2 separate regions of the Mus musculus genome follow, and region 1 is linked to region 2. The links are chromatin loops, found by intact Hi-C in ENCODE. Cell type or tissue: heart. All regions are shown on one strand. Links, peaks and the distances in the headings refer to the core of each region. The heading gives the core; the rest is flanking DNA. Region 1 overlaps Rap1gap2 (RAP1 GTPase activating protein 2). Region 2 has its middle 12 kb from the start of Olfr412.

Region 1 (5,378 bases), core at 160-5,159, 170 kb before region 2:
CAGAGTCCTAACGTTTGGCTAGCATTCAGCTTCACTGTAACATGTCAGGGTCCTGGCATATCCTGAACACACACACTCCAGACTTGACTCTATAAGGTCACTCAAGGTCACATACACACAAACACTCCTAGTACCACATCCCACTACAGCTGGACAAAACCAGCCGTGATGTCTCAGAGCTTGCCACGTCCCCTCCCGTCCTCTCTAGTCCTGGGAGCTGGCTCTTCTCATTCCTCCTATCCCACCCCTATATCATTTTATTTTTGAGGCATGGTTTCATTTTGTAGTTCAGGCTAGCCTTGAACTTGTGGTGATTCTCCTGCCTCAGCTCTTGAGTATTGTGACATCTGGTTGGACCCCCCCCCCCCCCCCAGAATCCCAAGTTCCTGACGGAAGCCCCATCACCTTGGGAATTGATGCACACCCGTCTTCCCTTGGGAGCATGCTAGTTTCCAGACAATGGGAAGGCTGTGTTCAGAGATGTGCCCCTGTGTTGTCTGTGGATCTAGGGCTAACTCACTGGAATGGGATGGCATCTGGTCTTGTTAAGGGGGAGCCTAAGGGTTTTACCCACATGGTATGAGCTCAGGAATTTACTAGGATTCTAATTCTGTTGAAACCATCTTGCTGGGCTGGAGAGACACTTCAGCAGTTTAGAGTAGAGTAAGCACCACTCTTTCAGAGGACCTGAGTTCAGTTTCCAGCACCCACATCACATATCTCACAACCATCTGTAACTCCAGCTCCAGGGGACTCAACACCCTCTTCTTAGGGACTAGGTATGTAATATATGGTGGCAAAACACTTAGATACTTTAAGAAGGATGGGGGGGGGGGGAAGAGAGAGAGAGAGAGAGAGAGAGAGAGAGAGAGAACCATTTTACCTTTGTCTTTTCTTTCTTAGTCTCTGTGAGTGTTGAGTGTGTACCACTGTTTGCAGGCAGGGGTCCTGGGGATACACACTGGTGTGGGCTTTCAGACCTCAGGGACCTGTGCCTGTATGCCCTTCTGTATTTTTAGTTCAGGATGCTCACACAAACCCAGTCAAGGTGAAAAGAGGTGGTGGCCGTGCTTCCGAGAGGCCCTGTCGTCAGTGGGGCATCAGGAAGAGTGCAAAGATAACCGTGTTTTGAGCAAACAGAGTGGAGACACAGTGGCAATGAATTAGAAATAGTGCACTGGTCACAGAGAGGAGGAAGACAACCAGAAGGAAGTGGGCTGAGGTACCCGCACTTCTGAATCTTCCAGAGGTGCCTCTGTCCAGTGTCTAGTCTCAGTTACAAACTTACCATGCCACCTTCCCATCCACATCTAGGCTTGTGAGCTCGATGCATGCCTGTAATCCTGGTACTCCAGAGGCAGAGGCAGGAGGATTACCGTAAGTCTAAGGGCATTCTGAGCTACATAATAAGACCCTCACTCAAAAAACTAATCAGAAAGAAGAACAAAAAAGAGGAGGGCAGTACTCTTGTTACTGTAGAGCCTGCCCCCCAGGCTGTGCTCTAAAGAGACTTGTGTTCTGAAAACAAACGAACAGAACAGAAATCTCAGGCTTGCCAAGAGCATCTCTTCTGCTGGTCCCAGCTGGATCATTTTCTGTTCAAGGTTTGGGCAGGAGGAAGGGAGGGGAAGAAACTTGTCTGCGACAACTGGGTCAGAACTGGAGCTGGGGAAGCAAGCACACCAGTGCTCTGTGCCTTTGATGGAGCTGTCAGTGCCAAGGTCAGACAGAGGCAGGAGGAATGTAGGTTGTCCATGTCTCATGAATATTCAATGAGCACCCACTTTAAGCCCGCCCTGCTTCAGGGGCTGGGATTCCTTTGTTGAATCCTGGCTCGGTTAGTCATTGATGCGGTCATGTGAGGGCAGAGCCCTGACCTCCTGACCCTGAAGGTGCAGATGACAAGATTCTCTGTCTCACGGGGATGTTTAGGATGAAATAAGCTAACACACTAAAGGCGATACAAAAGGCACTCAGTATATCCCTTTGCTCAGTCCTATTACAGAAGATAACGAGGAGTCAGTTGCAAATGGTCTCGCCTGCAAAGAGTTCAGGCTGTAGAGACTTAGTAGTCACCCCAAAGCATGAGGTAATCCCTGTAAAGATTTGGGAGGAGTGGGAACTTCCTTTTGGAGGGACAGCACATGACAGCCGAAAAGAGAATTCTCTAGGAGTTTGGAACAGAGAGAACATCCAGGACTCGGGGTCAGGAAGTGTAAGGAGCTGTTTCCTAAGCAGTGTGTCCTTCTCCACGACCCAGTGGGAGACTGTGGAAGGATGTATTGTAGGGGTATGGGAAAGTCTGTTCAGGGCGTTCACTGAATGTGGGGCTAAGGTGACAGGTGAAGTGAGCTGCTTCCCTGGAGACTGGCATAGGGAGGCCAAAGCACCATGAATGTGTTACTGAGGAGCGTGGGGCTGAATCTCATGGTGACTCAGGGCTGCAGGCTACACTAGCGGTCCATCTCAGACAACACCTCAGAGTGTGAAAGGAGTTCCATGGAAACTGGGGTCTCGTGCTTGGGGGATTTGCAAAGCGGGTCTGCTGTGTATGTGAGGTCAAGCCGGTGTGTGGGGGAGTGTGACGCCCTTGACATAGACATAGAACGAATGGAAATCTGCAATTCATCCCCGTGGCCTTTGAACTTGGGTCCTTGAGCTCAGGATGGCTTACCCTGGATGAATGAAGAGTCTCATAGCCAGCAATGCTAGCAGTCTAAGTTTATTGAGTGTAGTTGCACAAATGGACAGGTGTTGTAGTATTTTCTTGTGGTGAGAGCCCGGGACTATGTGCTTCCAGACAATGGCCTGTGGGAAGGAAACAGTGAGGATAGGGCCTTCTAATTTATTTATTTTAGGGCTTTTTCAGTCTCACGTTGGGTTTCTATGTAGCCAAGGATGAGCCTTGACCTATCCTTTTGCCTCTACCTTCCAAGTGCTGAGATTATAAGTGTGTATCACCATGCCAGACCTGGGGTTACATTAGACGAGTGGTCAGCAAACAGCCTCTTCATAGAAGTGACAACTGAGAGGACCAGAGGCAAAGAAAGACTGAGTGTGAGAATATCTGGAGGTAGAGGAGCCCTCCTGGGACTGGAGGGCTGGGAACCGCTAGTACAAAGGCCTTGGGGTGGGAACCACTAGGCAGCAGTGAAGGTGAGGTGAAGAACACTCTTGGTGGTGGGTAAGCTGGAAATAACGACAGTTCTCCTTACTTCCAGAAGGTGGCAGTGTTGTCCCAGGACTGCCTGCTCATTTAGTGGTCGGAGGGGATGTATAGAACTAGACAGCTTTGTGAGTAGGAACCTGAGCCGTCATAGGTTTTATTCTGTCACAAGAAGTGGCAAATATGAAAGTTCTGACTAGGGTAGGTGAGCATGCCATAGATCTTGTTCATGACATGCCTTGCCTGCCTCCCCCGACCCCCACTTCCCTTCTCTGCTTCTTTGCCCTGCTCCCTGCCTTCTGTCTCTGCTCCCTCTCTTCATTGCTCGCTGGTGCAGCTGGCTTCCATCTCAAAGATAATTACTTGCTTTCCGGTGCCTCTTAGATAACGGGGACTGTTCCTTACCGCAGTGCCTGCCCCTCCTCCCAGGAGCTTCGGTTCTCAGTGAAAGGCTGAGGCTGACTGAGGTCGTGACCCCTCCCCCGACTGAGAATACCCACTTCCCTTCCTCCTACTGTCACACGCAGCTCTCTCCTCCAGCACTCCAGCAAGTTCCTGCTGCCTTTGATAGAGGCAGCCAGAGCTCGTGCTGCAAAGGGAGAGAAACCCAATAATCAGGCAGAGACAGGAGACAGCATCACGGCTCTGCTGTGAGGGGCCACTTCAGCCTACAGAGATAAAACTTCTCTACCGTAAGCTCTTTAAAAAATTTTTTTTTATTTTAATTTTTTAAACTGGGATGTAACCTCACCCTCAACATCTGAGTTTTATTTTATTGTGGCAAGAATGCTTAACATGAGATCTGCCATCCTAGTTGATAACAGTACCCATTTATTCTTGACTATAAGTTAGTTTCTTTTCTTGGTGTGTGTCACGAGTGTGTTAGGTATAGGTCATAGGTCAATCTCAGGTGTTGTTACTGAAGAGCTGTGTACTTCAACTTTTAAAAATAGATTTATTTTTTCTTTCTTTCTTCCTTTCCTTTCCTTTCCTTTCCTTTCCTTTCCTTTCCTTTCCTTTTTTCTTTTTTTGGTTTTTTGAGACAGGGTTTCTCTGTGTAGCCCTGGCTGTCCTGGAACTCACTCTGTAGACCAGGCTGGCCTCGAACTCAGAAATCCGCCTGCCTCTGCCTCCCAAGTGCTGGGTTTAAAGGTGTGCACCACCCCTGCCCAGCTAAGACTTATTTTTTAATTTTCTGTGGGTCGGTGTTTTTTCTGCCTCTGTCTGTACACCACGTTCATGTAGTGCCTAAGGAGACCAGAAGAGGGCATCAGCTTCCCTGGATCTGGAGTTGTGGGAGTCTAACCTGGGTACTCCAGAAGACCAGCCATTGCTCTTAACTGCTGAGCCATCTCTCCAGGTTCCATCATGATTTATTAAAGATAGTGTCTCACTGGAACCTGGAACTTGACAATTAAGCTAGGTGTCTAGCTTGTGAGCTTTTGGAATTCACCTGTTTCTGCCCCCCCCCCCAACCCCCCGCCAGATTCCGAATGTGCACCACCATGTCTGGCTTTTTGTGTGGGTGTTGGGAATTGAACTCAGGCCCTCGTGCATTTGTAGCAAGCAGTTTACCAACTCAGCTATCTCTCCAGCTCTTGCCCCACTCCGTCTCTCAGAGTCTCCTGCATCTTAGGCAAGTCTTTTCCCATTGAGCTGTGGCACCAATCACCAGGTATCTTTTTACTTTTTATTTTGAGACAGTGCCTCCCTGAGTTGCCCAGGCAGCTCCAGGACATGTAATAATTCTCTTGCCTTTTGACTGGTTGGAATTACAGGTCTGTGCCACCATGCCTGCCATGCCCTTAGAGCCTCCTCCTGAGTGGGAAGTTCAACTCCTTATCTCGCCACAGACTTTGAGATCATTGGTTAGATTTTTTTTTCTCACCTTCATTTGCAAAATGGGGATGGTAATGATAATTTTACATGGGTTGGGCTGTTCGAAAGTGCTTCAGCTATACCTGATAGAGCAGGTGATAAAACTCCATTTATTTATTTATTTATTTATTTATTTATTTATTTATTTATTTCCTATCATCTGTGTAGTCCTGGCTGTCTTAGAACACGTTCTATAGACCAGGCTGGGTTCGAACTCACAAAGATCCACCTGCCTCGGCTTTCTAAGTGCTGAGATTAAAAAGGCATTTATCACCATGCCTAGCTATAATATACTTATATTTATGAAATATTAATTTACTGTATTGTAGCAGCA
Region 2 (5,378 bases), core at 90-5,089:
AATGGATTCTGGATGCCCCAGATAGACACATCCAAAATTAACGTTTTCTATGCTCTCTGGGTATTCCTCAGCCCAGTCTTGTTGATGTGTTACTAGCCCCGACCCAAGCCTAATACAGCCACGCCTTCATTCAGCTGTTCTTGTATTGATTGCCTCGGGGGTAAGGTGGGGTGCTGCTGTTCTTGCCTGTTCTGATGGTTCACATCTGCACAGCTGTGGAGATCTTGCCTGTTTCTGTTGATTTCAGTGGTCCTCTGAATTTGAAGTGTGGGATGGGTTGAATCATTGCTGTGGTCCATTCCAGCATCCCTCTTAGTCATTTAACGGCACACTGTGTGCTCCCGTGGCAGCCACTCCTTATAGGAGCCAGAGTTAAGTTCCAGAGAGGAAATCTAAGACACATTAGTCGCTTTATGGTAGTGATCTAAGAGTTAGGACTTTCTGTCCCTTTTCCTCAGGTGGAAATGATATCCGAAGCATCAGGCTGTACAGAGACCTTAGAGAAGACTGTTCTCAACTTTAGGCCATTGTCTTAGTTAGGTTTGCTATTGCTGCAGTGAGACACCATAACCGAAAAGCAAGTAGGACACGAGAGGCTTATTCTGCTTACATTTCCATGTCACTGGTCTTTGACAAAGGGAGTCAGGACAGGAACTCAAGCAGGTCAGGAACCTGGAGGCAGGACCTGAAGCGGAGGCTATAAAGGGTGCTGCTTATTGGCTTGATTCCCTTGGCTTGCTCAGCCTGCTTTCTTATAGAGCTCAGGACTACCAGCCCGAAGTTGGCACTGATGGAGAAAATGCCTTACAGCTGGATCTCATGGAGGCATTTCCTCAACTGAGGCTCCTTTCTCTCGTGGCTCTAGCTTGTGTCAAGTTGGCCCAGAAAACCAACCCAGTATTGCTATCCTCTTCCACATTCAGGAAAGAGGCTGTTCCTTGTATAAGTACGACTCAGGGAAACTTTCTCTAGAATGCTCATTTAAGGTATTGAGACTTTTATAATTCAATCACTCTGGAGTAAGGCCCAGGGAGCTGCAGTTTTTGGAGGGGTGTGTGTCCTGGGACAGTGTATCACTAAGAAGCCCTGGTTGTCCTGGAGCTTGCTATGTAGACCTGCCTGCTTCTGCCTCCAAAGGGCTGGAATTGAAGTGGTGCACTAGTATGCCTCAAAAGATGTGTAATGTTAGATGAGCACGTGGAGAATTCTGTTGTAGTCCGATGCTTTGGGAACCACGGATTCAGTGTACAGACTCTACTTAAGAATCTATTTCCCATGGACTAGTCTCAGGCTCAGACACTTGTCCCCTACCTACAGGTTAGACAGAAGCCTGTCCTAAATCTACAGGGTGGAGAGAAATCTACCCCTCACCTAGGGAGATTCTTTCCACAATTACTGCCCTAGTGGAAAAATGCATATCCTATAAAACAGGATTTTGTAGGAATATCAAAGGAATTACCAAGGAGAATAGAACCGTGAACAGGTCCTAAAATAGGAAGCCTGAGAGGAGGAATTGTACATGAAGACGGATGGTGGCTGCAGGAAGGACAGAAATCCTGAAATAGGGGATGCCGGGAGGAAAGAGCAGCATCATGAGGAAATAAATGGGCGAGAGCTTGGTGAGGCTGAAAGAGCGGGAGATTCTATTAAAATGGAAAACAGCTGGGCTGCCTTCTCCAAACCAAAACAGATGATCAGAGGGCAGGTATGACTCGAGGCCCCAGGGACAAACAGCTGCGGGGGTGGGGTGGGGAGGGGGAACAGATGCTCACACCCATGGGCCAGTGTTCCCTCTGCTAGCAGGATCAGGGGCAAGATAAATGAAAGAGAGAGGCACACCCAAGAACAAAGCTGGCGAACTGGCCCCATAATATGGAATAATAACATGAAACAGCCCATTTAAGAGAAGCAAGTGATCAAAGCAAGCTGCGCCCAGTCAGCTCCATGAGAAAACAATGAGGTAGATACTGATCAGGCCTGGTGACACCGGCACACACAAGATCGGCACACACAAGATGGTGGGAAGTTTGTGCAGGGCATCAGATGGATTTTAATAATCTCCTTCTAAGACACTGCATACACATGTATATGTGTGTGTGTGTAGCTAGATGGTTCAGAGAGTGATGATGCTAGCTTGCCTCCATGCCTGCTGAACCTGTGTTAGATCTCTGGGTCCCCCACCTGGTGGAAGAAGAGAACTGACTGTTGCAAGTAGTCCTCTGACTACCACACATGCATGCTCACACAGTAAATGAAAACATGTAAAAAATTAAAATACAGATCTCTAAGTTTTATAAAAATTTATTACTAATAAGAAATGTGAGGAAAATGCTAGAAAAGTGGACTATAGGGTATAGGTGAAATTCGGCTTTACTCTTCAAGCATAATACTGAATACAGTAGGAAAGGATGTGTATATGTGTGTGTTGTACGCATGTGTGTTTGTGTATGTTGTATGTGTATGCTGTGTGTGTGCATGTGTTCTGTGTGTGTATTTATGTGTGTGCATGTATCTGTGTGTGTATGTGTGTTTTTATGTGCATGTATGTATGTGTACATTTGCATGTGTATGTGGTGTGTGTATATGTATGCATGTTTGTGTTTTTATGTGTATGCATGTGTATGTGTGTATGTGAGTGTGTAAGTACATGTGTATGTGTGTGTATGTATGTGAGAGTATGTGTATATGTGTATATGTATATACACAGGCATTTGTATGTATGTGTATGTTGCATGTATGCATGTGCAAGTGTGTGTATATGTGTGTGCATGCATCTATGTGTGAGTATGTGTATTTGTGTGTGTGTGTGTACTTGTGTTATTGTTATTAAGACTTTAATTTGAGGACGTCATTATTAACAGCTAGTATTTAGTAGGATGGTTTTGTGATAGGGATCAAAACTAGCTCAAACTAATTTAAGTCTTTAAAGGGGCATTTATTAACAAGATGCAGGTGTCTCTTTGCATTGAAAGGACAGAAGTGGCATCCCTCTTGTCCTCATCTTGCTTCTGCTTTCAGTTTTCCTCTGTTCCTTTGTTTTGTTTGAGCCGAATTGTTGGATTTATTAAAATGGGCTTGTGACAGCTAGAAAGCTTTTTCAGACACAGTAACTATGTAATCGTCTATTAGCTTCGTTCTAGTCCTGAGTCCAGCTACATCAGCCTCAGTGATAAATGCCCTCTTTACTGTCTAGATGGTGAAAATGGGTTCAGATCCGTTGGCTGTGTTCTAAGCCAGGTGCAAGTGAGGGCCTGCTGAAAGGTCTTTTCCCTATCTGCTGTGCTACTTAGAGAAACTTTTAGGGGCTTCTGTGATAGGTTCCTGTAGCACTCTCTGCATCTTGAGGGCTGGCTCCTACTACAGAGAACCTTCTTTAGGGCCAGTCTGGCCTGCACACAGCCCCTCCAGTGCAAAGTTCATGGACTGCACAGTGGTTAGCAGCCCTCTCTGACCCTTGGCTTATCCTCTAATCCCTCCTTGTCTCCACATTCCCAGTGGTCTGGAGGTGCATTTCTCCCAGTGAGACAGCTCCCTGAGGAGAGAGACAGATGCCTAGTAAGCTCTGCTGCTGTGGATCATGGAGGTTTACCCTCCAGGAGCAGAGCCAGGCAGAGCTGGACCAGTCCTTGGGTGGGACAGCTCTTCCAGGGAAATCTCTTCCACTCTAGGGATAGCGGCTGTGTTGCCAGTTCTGACAGTCTTTAAAGTTTATAGTTAATAATTCTTTATATTAAACCATCACCCTTCAAGTTGCTATGGGGGTTTTCTCTTGTAATGGGGTCTAGGCTGGTAGACCAGCTTCTTAACGTCTCTCTGAAGAAGCCTTTTTGACTGGGGAGCTGGCTCAGTGGGTAAAATGATTGCTGTTAAAATATGAGTACTCGAGTTAGGATCCTCAGCACCATCATAAATAGCCAAGGGTAACACCAGGGGACAGAGAGGACTGCAACCAGCATGGCCAAAGTGCCGTACCAAGGTCTAGTGAGAGACCCCATCTCAAGAAGGGGGAGACCAATAGAGAAAGATGAACTTCATATACAGGCATTGGTGAATGCATCTGAGCACATACATGCATGTGCGCATGCACACATGCAACCACACCACACATACACACACACATACACAGATACTCACACACCCACACCCACACACACTCACAAACCCACCCACACACCCACCCACACAGTCACACACACACACTCACACACACACTCTCTCTCTCTCTCTCTCACACACACACACACACACTCATACACACACTCACCCATTCACACCCACTCACACTCCCCCCACCCCCACACACACTCACACCCCCACCCCCACCCCCACACTCACACACACAAACACTCACACACACACTCACACACACACACTCACACACACACTCACCCACTCACACCCACTCACCCCCCCCCACTCACACCCCCACCCACCCCCACCCACTCACCCACACACTCACACCCACACCCACACACTCACACACACACTCACACATACACACACACACACTCACACTGTTTTTGTTAACTCATAGTCCACAGTTCTTATCTTTAAGAGAACAGCGCAGACAGTACTTGGTTCTAGACTAAGTCTCATCAGACTGAGTTTGGTTGGCCCAACAACAGTGGGTGAGCATCTCTCACTGCATCAATCGTTCCCAGCCAGTGGTTAGGACACAGAGTAGCCACAAATCACCCAATGGATGAGGGGGCAGCTAAAGAGCCATTGTGAACACATTTCTAATTGGAGTTTGTAGATTTTTGCTTCTTAATTATAGAGTGTTAGTGGGAACCTGAATTATATTGATAACCTAAAAACATATCTGGATGTTTAGCGGGTAGAAACATCACTAAAGCTGTTGAAATAATATTGAAATTGTAAAATACCAGTTTGGGTTTCTACTGTGATGAAATACCATGACCAAAATGCAAATTGGGGAAGAAAGGTTCATTTGGTTTACACTTTCATACTGTTGTTCATCATCAAAGTCAGGACAGGAACTCTAACAGGGCAGGAGCCTGGAGGCAGGAGCTGGTGTAGAGGCCATGGAGGGATGCTGCTTACTGGTTTGCTCTTCCTGGCTTGCTCGGCCTGCTTTCATACAGTACCTAGGATCACCAGCTCAGGGATGGCCCCATCCACAATGGGCTGCCCCCCCCCCCCCCAACCCTGCCAGCAACCACTAATTAAGACAATGCTCTGCAGCTGGGTCTTATGGAGGCATTTTTCTCAACTGAGGTTTTCCTCCTTTTTAAATGACTCTAGCTTGTGTCAAGTCGATGTAAAACTAGCCAGGACAACAAACACGCTACCATTGCCCAACCACAGCCTTCTTGCTGACTTGAAACCTGGCTGTTTTGTTCATTTTCCAACTTAGT

The links. A loop is a pair of places that touch in the nucleus more often than their neighbours do. Peaks named below come from ENCODE experiments on the same cell type or tissue, not always from the same donor. Only the 100,000 strongest peaks of a DNase experiment are listed, where the experiment ranks them.
Region 1: it touches region 2 in a loop (8-fold over the local background); 25 of 42 quality-filtered maps call a loop at or near these places.

The regions. Positions count from the first base shown.
Region 1 is chr11:74,545,414-74,550,791 of GRCm38, reverse strand. All of the region lies in intron 2 of Rap1gap2 (RAP1 GTPase activating protein 2), which reads left to right. Among named protein-coding and RNA genes, the nearest start is that of Rap1gap2, 42 kb to the left of the region's middle. In heart, for the core only: CTCF peaks have their summits at 3,223 (motif pointing right) and 4,417 (motif pointing right); a DNase peak (open chromatin) is centred at 3,581; H3K4me3 peaks cover 773 bases; H3K27ac peaks cover 2,212 bases.
Region 2 is chr11:74,373,794-74,379,171 of GRCm38, reverse strand. No RefSeq gene overlaps it. Among named protein-coding and RNA genes, the nearest start is that of Olfr412, 12 kb to the right of the region's middle. In heart, for the core only: a CTCF peak has its summit at 2,176; no DNase peak of the experiment used is centred there.